3 separate regions of the Mus musculus genome follow, and all the other regions are linked to region 2. Evidence: chromatin contacts called from ENCODE POLR2A ChIA-PET data. All regions are on one chromosome and are shown on one strand. Each heading gives the region's core, a stretch centred on a gene start or an enhancer-like site at or near the end of the contact. The rest is flanking DNA. Distances are from core to core; before and after follow the strand shown. Region 1 holds the start of Tvp23a (trans-golgi network vesicle protein 23A). Region 2 holds the start of Nubp1 (nucleotide binding protein 1). Region 3 overlaps Tekt5 (tektin 5).

Region 1 (2,700 bases), core at 146-2,645, 35 kb before region 2:
AGCCAGCCTCCATTCCAGCAGAACCCCAGGCCCTTCCTCTACTCTGCCAGGTGGGAAGCCGAAGAGAAGGCCCTGGGTCTGACCCTGGGAGCTTTGGCAATCTGCTGTGCTGATTTTAGTGGATCATCTTATTAGTTGAGCAGCAGAGGGCTTAGAAGCTACTAGAACTGATGTTGGTTTGGAAATATATACATATACATATACATATACATATACATATACATATACATATACATATACATATACATATACATACAAACACACAGACATGTTTGTGTGGGGTGTGTGTGTCACTGGGGATTGAATCAAGAGTCTCTTGTATGCAAGACAAACACTCTAGCACTCACTAAAATCACTTGCTTGTGCATATGCCCACCCCACCCCATCCCCCTTCTACCTCATTTTTAAAATAAACTTTTTGAGATAGGATCTTGCTAATTTGCCCAGGCTGGTCTTGAACTTGTTTTGTATTTTAGGCTAGCCTGAAATTTGTGATCCTCCTGCTTCAGCCTTCCTAAGTACTGTGATTACAGGCCAACATTGCCATGTCAGTCAGAGTTTGAAAAACACTTCAAAAGGCTTGGCCCCTGAGATGGTCTTCTGTCATAGAAGGAGTCCCCTTTCCCTTCCCCCCAGACAGCATCTCTGTGTCCTAAAGAGTGGTGTGTGCAGCTGGCAGCTCTGGCACAGCTATAGGATTAAAGGTGAACCAGCCCCTTACTGCGCTCTAGCCAGGGCAGGAAGGAACTGCCCTGGAGCTTGTGGCTCGGTATCCCTGAGGGGGTCACCAGGAGTCAGGCTAACACCTGGTTGTGGGGGAGGGAGAAAGGGGAACCATGAAGCAAGACTAGCAGCTTTGGCTTCCTGTCACTCAGCTCTGTCCCAGGATGGCAGGGAGGGATATGGGGGCTAAGGGAGATTGTGTAGATAGTGGGGTGGGAATTGGGAAATGGCAGGGGTAGGCCATAGAAGAGATTCTGCGACTCTGTTCTGGGCCAGGAGAAGGCCAGCAAGGCCTTCACATGGCTACAACTACTCTTCTCTGTGTGCCCATTTCTATGTCAATACTGCTGTTCCCAAGCCACGCAACTAGATCCTGATCACAGCTGTTTGTTTATTTATTTGTTTGTTTCTATGCAGCCGGGCAATCTTCTGCTTCAGATTTCCAAGAGTCACAGGCTTGCACTACTATGCCTGGCGCAGAAGAGTTTGCTTTTTATAGAGCCAGCAAACTCTGCTTCCAACCTGAGCGCTCAGCTTCTGGATACTAACTTACATTCACGTCCTGCACCCTCCGTGTTGAACTCGGCTCTCAGTGTATCCCAGCATCCTTGGGTATCCTCTCTGGCTCCGCCCCAGTCCGCGACTGCGCACTGCACAGAGCCCCTCCCCCCATCGATCACTAGAGCTGAGCTAAGGCTGGGAGCATCCCACAGGCGGGCTCCCTGCTGGGCATCCTAAACTTTGGGCGGTGAAGGGCAGAGCTGGAACCTGTGCTATAGTGTCAAGTGGTACCCAGGGGGATGAAGCAGGTAGGGCTGCAGAGATGCTGCATTGGGAGGTAGATGCACTGGCCTTGAAGGCTAAGCCCCCGAGCAGTAAGGAGGGTGGGGAAAGCCTAGGGAACTAAGGGAATAATGCTGGGAGGAGCACAGAGACATATCCAGGGAGAGAGGGCGCTCACGCCCGAAGGCCTCCTGTGAGCTCTGGGATGGCCTGCCATCTATCTGCTCCTGCTGTTCCCCAGGGCCTAGGGGATGATACTGAGGATGTGTCCCTGGACTTCGGTAATGAAGAGGAGCTGGCCTTTAGAAAGGCCAAGATCAGGTATGTTGACTTATTTGGTCCCAAGCTGCAAATTCATTCATTCGCCAACTCATTCATTCGAAATACACGGAACAACTGCTGTGTGCATGAGTTGTACAGACCCTGCCCCCTTGGAGCCTAGAGCTTGGGGGCGGGGCAGCTGATTTATTAGGCAAAAATGTTAAGAGGGTTAGAAAGAAACTAGCACGGTGAGGTAAGAGAAGGTTCCAAGGGTTGTTCTCATGCTCTAGCACAAAGGGGCGGGGCGGGGGAAGGGGTCTTTGAGGCAGTGACTTTTAAGCTGAGACTGGATGCTGAGAAGCCGGCAGCCACAGGAGGCTCTGGAGGAAGAGAATTTGGGCTAAAGGAACAGGAAGTGCAAAGGTTCTGCATCCTTGTTGGAAGGTCAGATATGGCAGTGTAGGAGAGGAGTCAGTCTGCAGCAGGGTAGCTGCGAAAGTGCAAACCCCTGAGCCTTCAAGAAACAATCACAGCTCAGCCACGCCCACTTGTCCATCCCACTCGTCCCTAGCATACTTAGAGGCCTGGTACCTAGTGCTTTCTCTTTATGTTTTCTGGTACTGGGAATGGAACAGAGGGCCTTGTGTATGCTAGTCAAAAGTGCTACCTTTCCGCTACGGTTATTTTGTCTTCCTCTTCCATTAGATCATCCGACCCAAATACAACAGTCTCTAAGAATGAAATTAGTACGTGGTCACTGTAACAAATTGTCATAAACATGCTAGTTTCATGTAGTTCAGTTGGTGGAGTATCTGCTTAGCACGAACAGACCTCTGGGTTCCATCCTAACCACAGCATCAACGAGGCATGGTGGTGTGCACGTGCACATGCGCTCCTGTACCTCTCAATAATAAGGGCATTTGTGACAATACC
Region 2 (2,700 bases), core at 184-2,683:
AGGAGGCATCTGCTAACATCTGCAGAAATTCTCTGGATGCCACAGGAGGGACTACTACTGGCATCTCGGATGATGGATGCTAAGTGTCTTAAGCACAGGTTAGGCCCAGTACAAGGGATGATCAACTCCAATGTCCCCAGGGCTGCAGATGGGAAACTCACAGGCTCTCAGAAGCAACCATCCCAGCAACGTACTGGGTTTCCAATGTCACGTCTTGTTTCAAATCTTTACAGACTACACTGTGGGGAGACTGGTCTTCACCATGAGGGCATTCTTGCTCAAGATCAGTTTTCAGGAGACTCAACAACCAAACCCAGCCTCTCTCTGAAAAGCCTTCCTTCCAGCTAGGCTTTCAGTCCTCCTCGCCCTGGAGATGGCCCCTCACAGTGCTGATCCCTGGTGAGTTTAACGTGCCTGCTCCTGCTTCCTCCCCACTTTGCTCTCAGTCCCCCATCTGTCTCTCCACTGAGATAATGAACATTCATGTCTGCTGAAAGATAGACTCCTTAACAGGAGGGTCCTTCTCTCTGCCACAGAGAGAGCAGAGCCTCTGTGACCTGTGATGGACATGTGCCAGGACTCAGGCCTGAAAGATCTCAGTATTTTTCCATTCTCCTCTCTGTGCTTGGCCTTGTGGATACTGAGGTAGCGGTTATTACTTAAGCCCTGTACCTGCCCGACATCACTTTTATCTATTCTATCCTTCTTTGAGGTCCTATTTACTGATTTTTTTTTTTTTTTTAATAAAGACAGGGTCTCATCTAAGCCCGGGGTTAGCCTCTTAAATGCTGAGATTACAAACATGTGCCAACACACTCGACCTAATGTTCGTTCGTTCATTCATTCATTCATTCACTGATTCATTCATTCACTCATACAGGGTCTCATCCTGTAGTCCAGGCTGGCTTTTAACTTGTAGCCATCCTCCTGCTTCTGCCCCTCAAGTTCCGGGGGAACAAGCCTGTGCCGCCAAGCTTATTTTAATGCCCCCTTCGGTTCCCTGTCTACCGCAGATCAGACTAAACCTCCATTTCCATCACTGTTTTTCCGCTATTTGATTTTTAAAACCTCCCTCTCGCTCAAGCTCCGCCTTCTACGCCCTCCCCCCAACCAATTAGAATACTGCCCACTAGCCGCTGCCATTCACCCTCAAGTCCCGCCCCTTCCACTTCCTGATCTGCCCGCCGCTTCCTCACCGGGATCCGGAGCAGCGCCGGCTCCGGATGCGCACAGCCTCTGGTTGGGGCATCCCTGGCACGAGGCTCCTCGGCCGGCCTGGGCGCTGTCGGCCCCGGGGCAGCCTGCGGGAAGACGAAGGCACAGTCAGAGTGGTTCGGTCCCAGCGGGACCACCCACACGTCCTGCGATAGCTCACCGTGGGGCGCCTCCTCCATGCTGCCGCTCTTGCCCGGGCTGCGCTCGCCGGAACCTCAGGGGCGTGTTTCCGCCTCGCAGGTCCAATCTGACCCCCCGGCCGCGGGAACTGTCTCGCCAGACCAGGACTGCGCACGCGCAAAACCGTGTGTGCAGTGGGTGGGATTCCTATGCCTCTTCCCGCTAAAACAGGGCGAGACTCAGAAATATATGATACCTGAGCAAATGAAGTGGCTCTAACGATTAAAGATTCTGTTGAGCCAGCCTGTATCCAAATCCCAGAACTCATAGGGAAAGCGAGGATGGACTCTTACACATAATGCAGGTTTTTGATTCTGTTTTTGTTTTTGTTGTTGTTTTGTTTTTTTAAGTATGGTTTTTGTCGCCAACGAACGTTATTCTCCGTGGCCTCAGTGTTGATGCAGTACTACTAATAAAAGTACAATCAATGTCAATATTTACTCAGTTTCAAATAATCTGCCCTACCCTAGATTCTGTTACAGGCTGGGATTGTGGCTCAATTGGTAGAGTGCTTGATCTATCATGCATGAGGTCCTATATTTAGTCCCCAGCACTGAAACAATACAGATCCAACAAAACACTTTGTCCGTCCCTCTCTATTTCTTCTCTGTTCTCCTCTCCTCTCTTCTGCTCAAGCTGATCTTGAATTAATGATTTTCTTGCCATGTTTGGCTAAGAGGGGAGACTTTATAAAGGGGTGTAGCTCAGTGGTAGAGTACCTGTCCAGCAAGTGAAAAGCCATAAATTCAATCGCCAGCAGTGTAAGTTCTCATTTGATCCTCCTGCCTCCGTCTTTCAGTTGCTGGGATTACAATGTGCACCACCAGCATTCCTGGGCTGACACCCCCGCCCTCTTAAAATTGCTGTGCTATTTAGAAAAATACTTTGTTTTGTGTTTTGTTGCTTCCCCTCAGATCTGTTCAGTGAAACCTCTTCAAACCCACTCCTGTGCCCCCACTGGGAGCTTTCCCTAGCTTTCTCTCACTTCTGCAGGTCCCCACTGTCCTTGCTGCTACCATTTCTCCTGTATGTGTCTGTGAGTGTTTAGACAAATGGCCTGTCTGTGTCTGTGGAGCAGTGTTTAGACTCCATGAAGACATCCTGTCCATGGTCACAGCCATGGGAGCTTGGCTGCATGCAACTTTGGCACAAGATGGTGGTGGTTGTTACTGTTTTCATTGAACGATTCTAAATATTTTTCATTTATTTTTGAGATTATAATTACATCATTTCTCCCTTCATTTTCCTTCCCCCAAACCTTACCACCTCTCCTTGCTGTTTATCAAATTCATGGACTTTTTTTTT
Region 3 (2,700 bases), core at 4-2,503, 45 kb after region 2:
CATCCCTGTAGTCAGCAGGAAGAACCTTTGTAATGGTCCAGCCAAGCAACCCTCTAGCTTCTATGGTCCCTGCGGCCAAGGTGGTCACCAGGCAGTACCTGCAACCAGGAGATTTCCTACCCTGCTGTGACCTGCCAACCTGGTGTTCCCAGCAGTGAGTTGGTACTTGTGACTGTTTTATCCTGTGACTATGAAAAGTCACCTTTCCACCGTGCAGCTTGAACTTATGGTTCCCAGTCCATGGTCCCTTGACATTTAGCTCAGAGTCAACCATATCTTAGTCCCCTATAAGCAAGCAGCGGGCTTGTGCCACCAGTGAGGTCCTCACTTGAGTCTGAAAGCAAGGAGCTGTGGGGAAGGCAGGCGTGCGCCTCAGAGCTCAGGAGAAAGAGGTCACTTCTTCTCTGTGCTTCGATGCAGCTTGGACTTGGGCTGTGATGGATGAGATGAGGGCCACTCAAACTGGGCATGCCTGCTGAGACCATCAATCTTGATGGAACTCTTTTTTTTTTTTTTTTTTTTTTCTAGACAGGGTTTCTCTGTATAGCCCTGGCTGTCCTGGAACTCACTTTGTAGAACAGGCTGGCCTTGAACTCAGAAATCCACCTGCCTCTGCCTCCCAAGTGCTGGGATTAAAGGCATGCACCACCAACGCCCGGCTTGATGGAACTCCTGAGCATCCATCCACTCACAGACATATCCCGTAACATCTTCACCAGCTCTGTGAACCATCCAGAGCTGCCAATGTAAGAGTTAGCCATCTCATTCAGTCCTCATAGCTACACCTTAGTAGGTTATTGTAATTTTGCCAGTCTAGCAAATGAAAGAAAACACATCTGTCAATTAGGAAGGGCTCTGTAGACGTGGAGTACAGATTGCATTAGGCTCAGAGAGGCTGGGAAACTCACAAGGTCACAGCAAATAAGAACAGTAGCTGAGCTATGGAGCGTGTGTGACTCCAATACTGGTCAGTTTTAGGGAGATGGAGTCATCTGTCCTCTGACGTGCAGCACCAGGGAGGCTTCGGACACACCCTGCCGAGGCTCCCTATTTTGAGTGGCAGGCACCCTGCCTTATGGGGATGCAGAGGAGTGAAAAAGGAATTCTCTCTCCCATGCCACCCTTTCACAACCACTCCCAGCCAGGGCAGGAAAAGCCTGGCAGCTGCCTGATCCAGTGTGCCAAAACTCCTCCCATGGGGTGACCCCCTGGGGACCAATCCCCAGAGGTCCCACCCAGACTCTGGGATGAGCCAAACTGTGCCCTGGAGCCTGTTTCCCTAGCTTTGTGGGAACGGAAAGATGAAAATTCCAGGGGAATCCCTCAGAGCCTGGGCCAAGATGCCAGGCAGCCGTGTGTGTGTGTGTGTGTGTGTGTGTGTGTGTGTGTGTGCGCGCGCGCGCGTGCCCTTGTTTGAGTGTGTAGTATAACAAGGCAGGAGGGTATTAGTCTGGAGAGAAATCTGTTCTTTCCAGAGGGCATCCACTTCTGCTCTGAATGGCTGAAAACTTGAGTAGGCCTTGCCTCAAAGAAAGGGACTCACACATTGGCTAAAGTTCTGAAGCGTTGTTTAATGAGGTGCAACCAGAGCTGCCTAGGCCCCAGCCTGAGGAGGTGATGAAGGGAGCCTGCTGGCATCTGAGAAGGAGTTCCTTAAGCAGAGGGGACAACTTCTGTAAAGGCCCTGTGTGTGATAAATGCCTGCTTGAGTTTTCTTCTTTGTTCTTGTTGAGAACAGCTTTCAGAGTTTAGTCCAGTCAGGACCTGGACTTGTGATCCTCTGAAGTGCTGACTTGCGGATGTACACCACCATACCCTACAACCTGCCGCATTTGATATAAACGTGGGAATAGCACAGCTCTGGGAACAGGTTGGGGTGGCTTCAAAGGAGGTAGAGTGTGTGTGGGTATGTGTACACATGTTACATACATTTAGTAAGAGCTTGGAACTTGAGGCTCTGCATTCTGCAGCATGTGCCCACTTGCCCAGGCTCTCCTCTCCAGAGGCCTCCTGGGTTCTCTGCTTCCTGCCTGGTTGCCTGGAGAGTCTGAGCCACAGGAGAAAGCACAACTCTGGGGCTGGGGCTGGGGCTTGGGGCGGGGGGTGTCCAGTTTCAAAATTGTCTGTACATTTCTCCCAGAAGCTGGAAGCCTGGGGTGGGGCCAATTCCCTTGTGGGAAGCGCCTGTGGGTTCACATGCACAGATAGTAAACAAACTCTATCCTGCTTAGGACTCCTTGCTGGAACAGACAGCCTGGGCTTAGCTCCACATCTCCACCTGCAGCAAGGCAATTAGCCCAGCCCCTTCCTGCTGAAGAGCCTCAGTTTACCTAGTAGTTCTGCACTTCTAAGTCAAACAGGGGTTTCTATGACCAAGTCACCAAGGATTCTGAGAAGTGTCCCATCCACAGAGTCAGAACCTCAGTGGGGCAGAGCCCAAGAATCTCTAGAACTTTGACTTTTACTGTTTAGATAGTATTTTCCCCTTTGAACTGAAGATTCTTCTTAAAGGGAAAGTTTCGTCTACATGTATTTTATCTTGTGTGTATGTATGTGTGCATGGGATGGTGCATGGGTAGAGATCAGAGGACTCAGAGAGCAAGTTCCCTCTGTCCACCGGGAGGGTCTCAGGGCTAGAACTGAAGTCATCATCAGGCACAGTGGCAAGTCATTTAACTAATTAATTTTGAGTCAGGGTCT

The links. ChIA-PET counts read pairs that join two places held with the same protein, here RNA polymerase II (POLR2A).
Region 1: POLR2A ChIA-PET joins it to region 2 with 16 read pairs in embryonic stem cell. The contact joins the promoter of Tvp23a here to the promoter of Nubp1 in region 2. POLR2A ChIA-PET finds 5 or more read pairs at or near these places in 3 of 5 experiments (Patski and embryonic stem cell).
Region 3: POLR2A ChIA-PET joins it to region 2 with 11 read pairs in embryonic stem cell. The contact joins the enhancer-like site here to the promoter of Nubp1 in region 2. POLR2A ChIA-PET finds 5 or more read pairs at or near these places in 4 of 5 experiments (Patski and embryonic stem cell).

The regions. Positions count from the first base shown.
Region 1 is chr16:10,446,057-10,448,756 of GRCm38, reverse strand. It overlaps Tvp23a (trans-golgi network vesicle protein 23A), which reads left to right and starts at 1,395. Exons shown (of 7, transcript NM_001013778.2): 1 at 1,395-1,827. The coding sequence starts at 1,712.
Region 2 is chr16:10,410,671-10,413,370 of GRCm38, reverse strand. Nubp1 (nucleotide binding protein 1) reads right to left here and starts at 1,433. Exons shown (of 11, transcript NM_011955.2): 1 at 1,376-1,433; 2 at 1,197-1,301. The coding sequence starts at 1,394.
Region 3 is chr16:10,365,269-10,367,968 of GRCm38, reverse strand. All of the region lies in intron 5 of Tekt5 (tektin 5), which reads left to right. Among named protein-coding and RNA genes, the nearest start is that of Gm41419, 4.7 kb to the left of the region's middle. Within about 2 kb of position 1,253, at least 1 of the 3 ENCODE cell types and tissues checked has a DNase peak (open chromatin) inside an H3K27ac peak, as active enhancers do.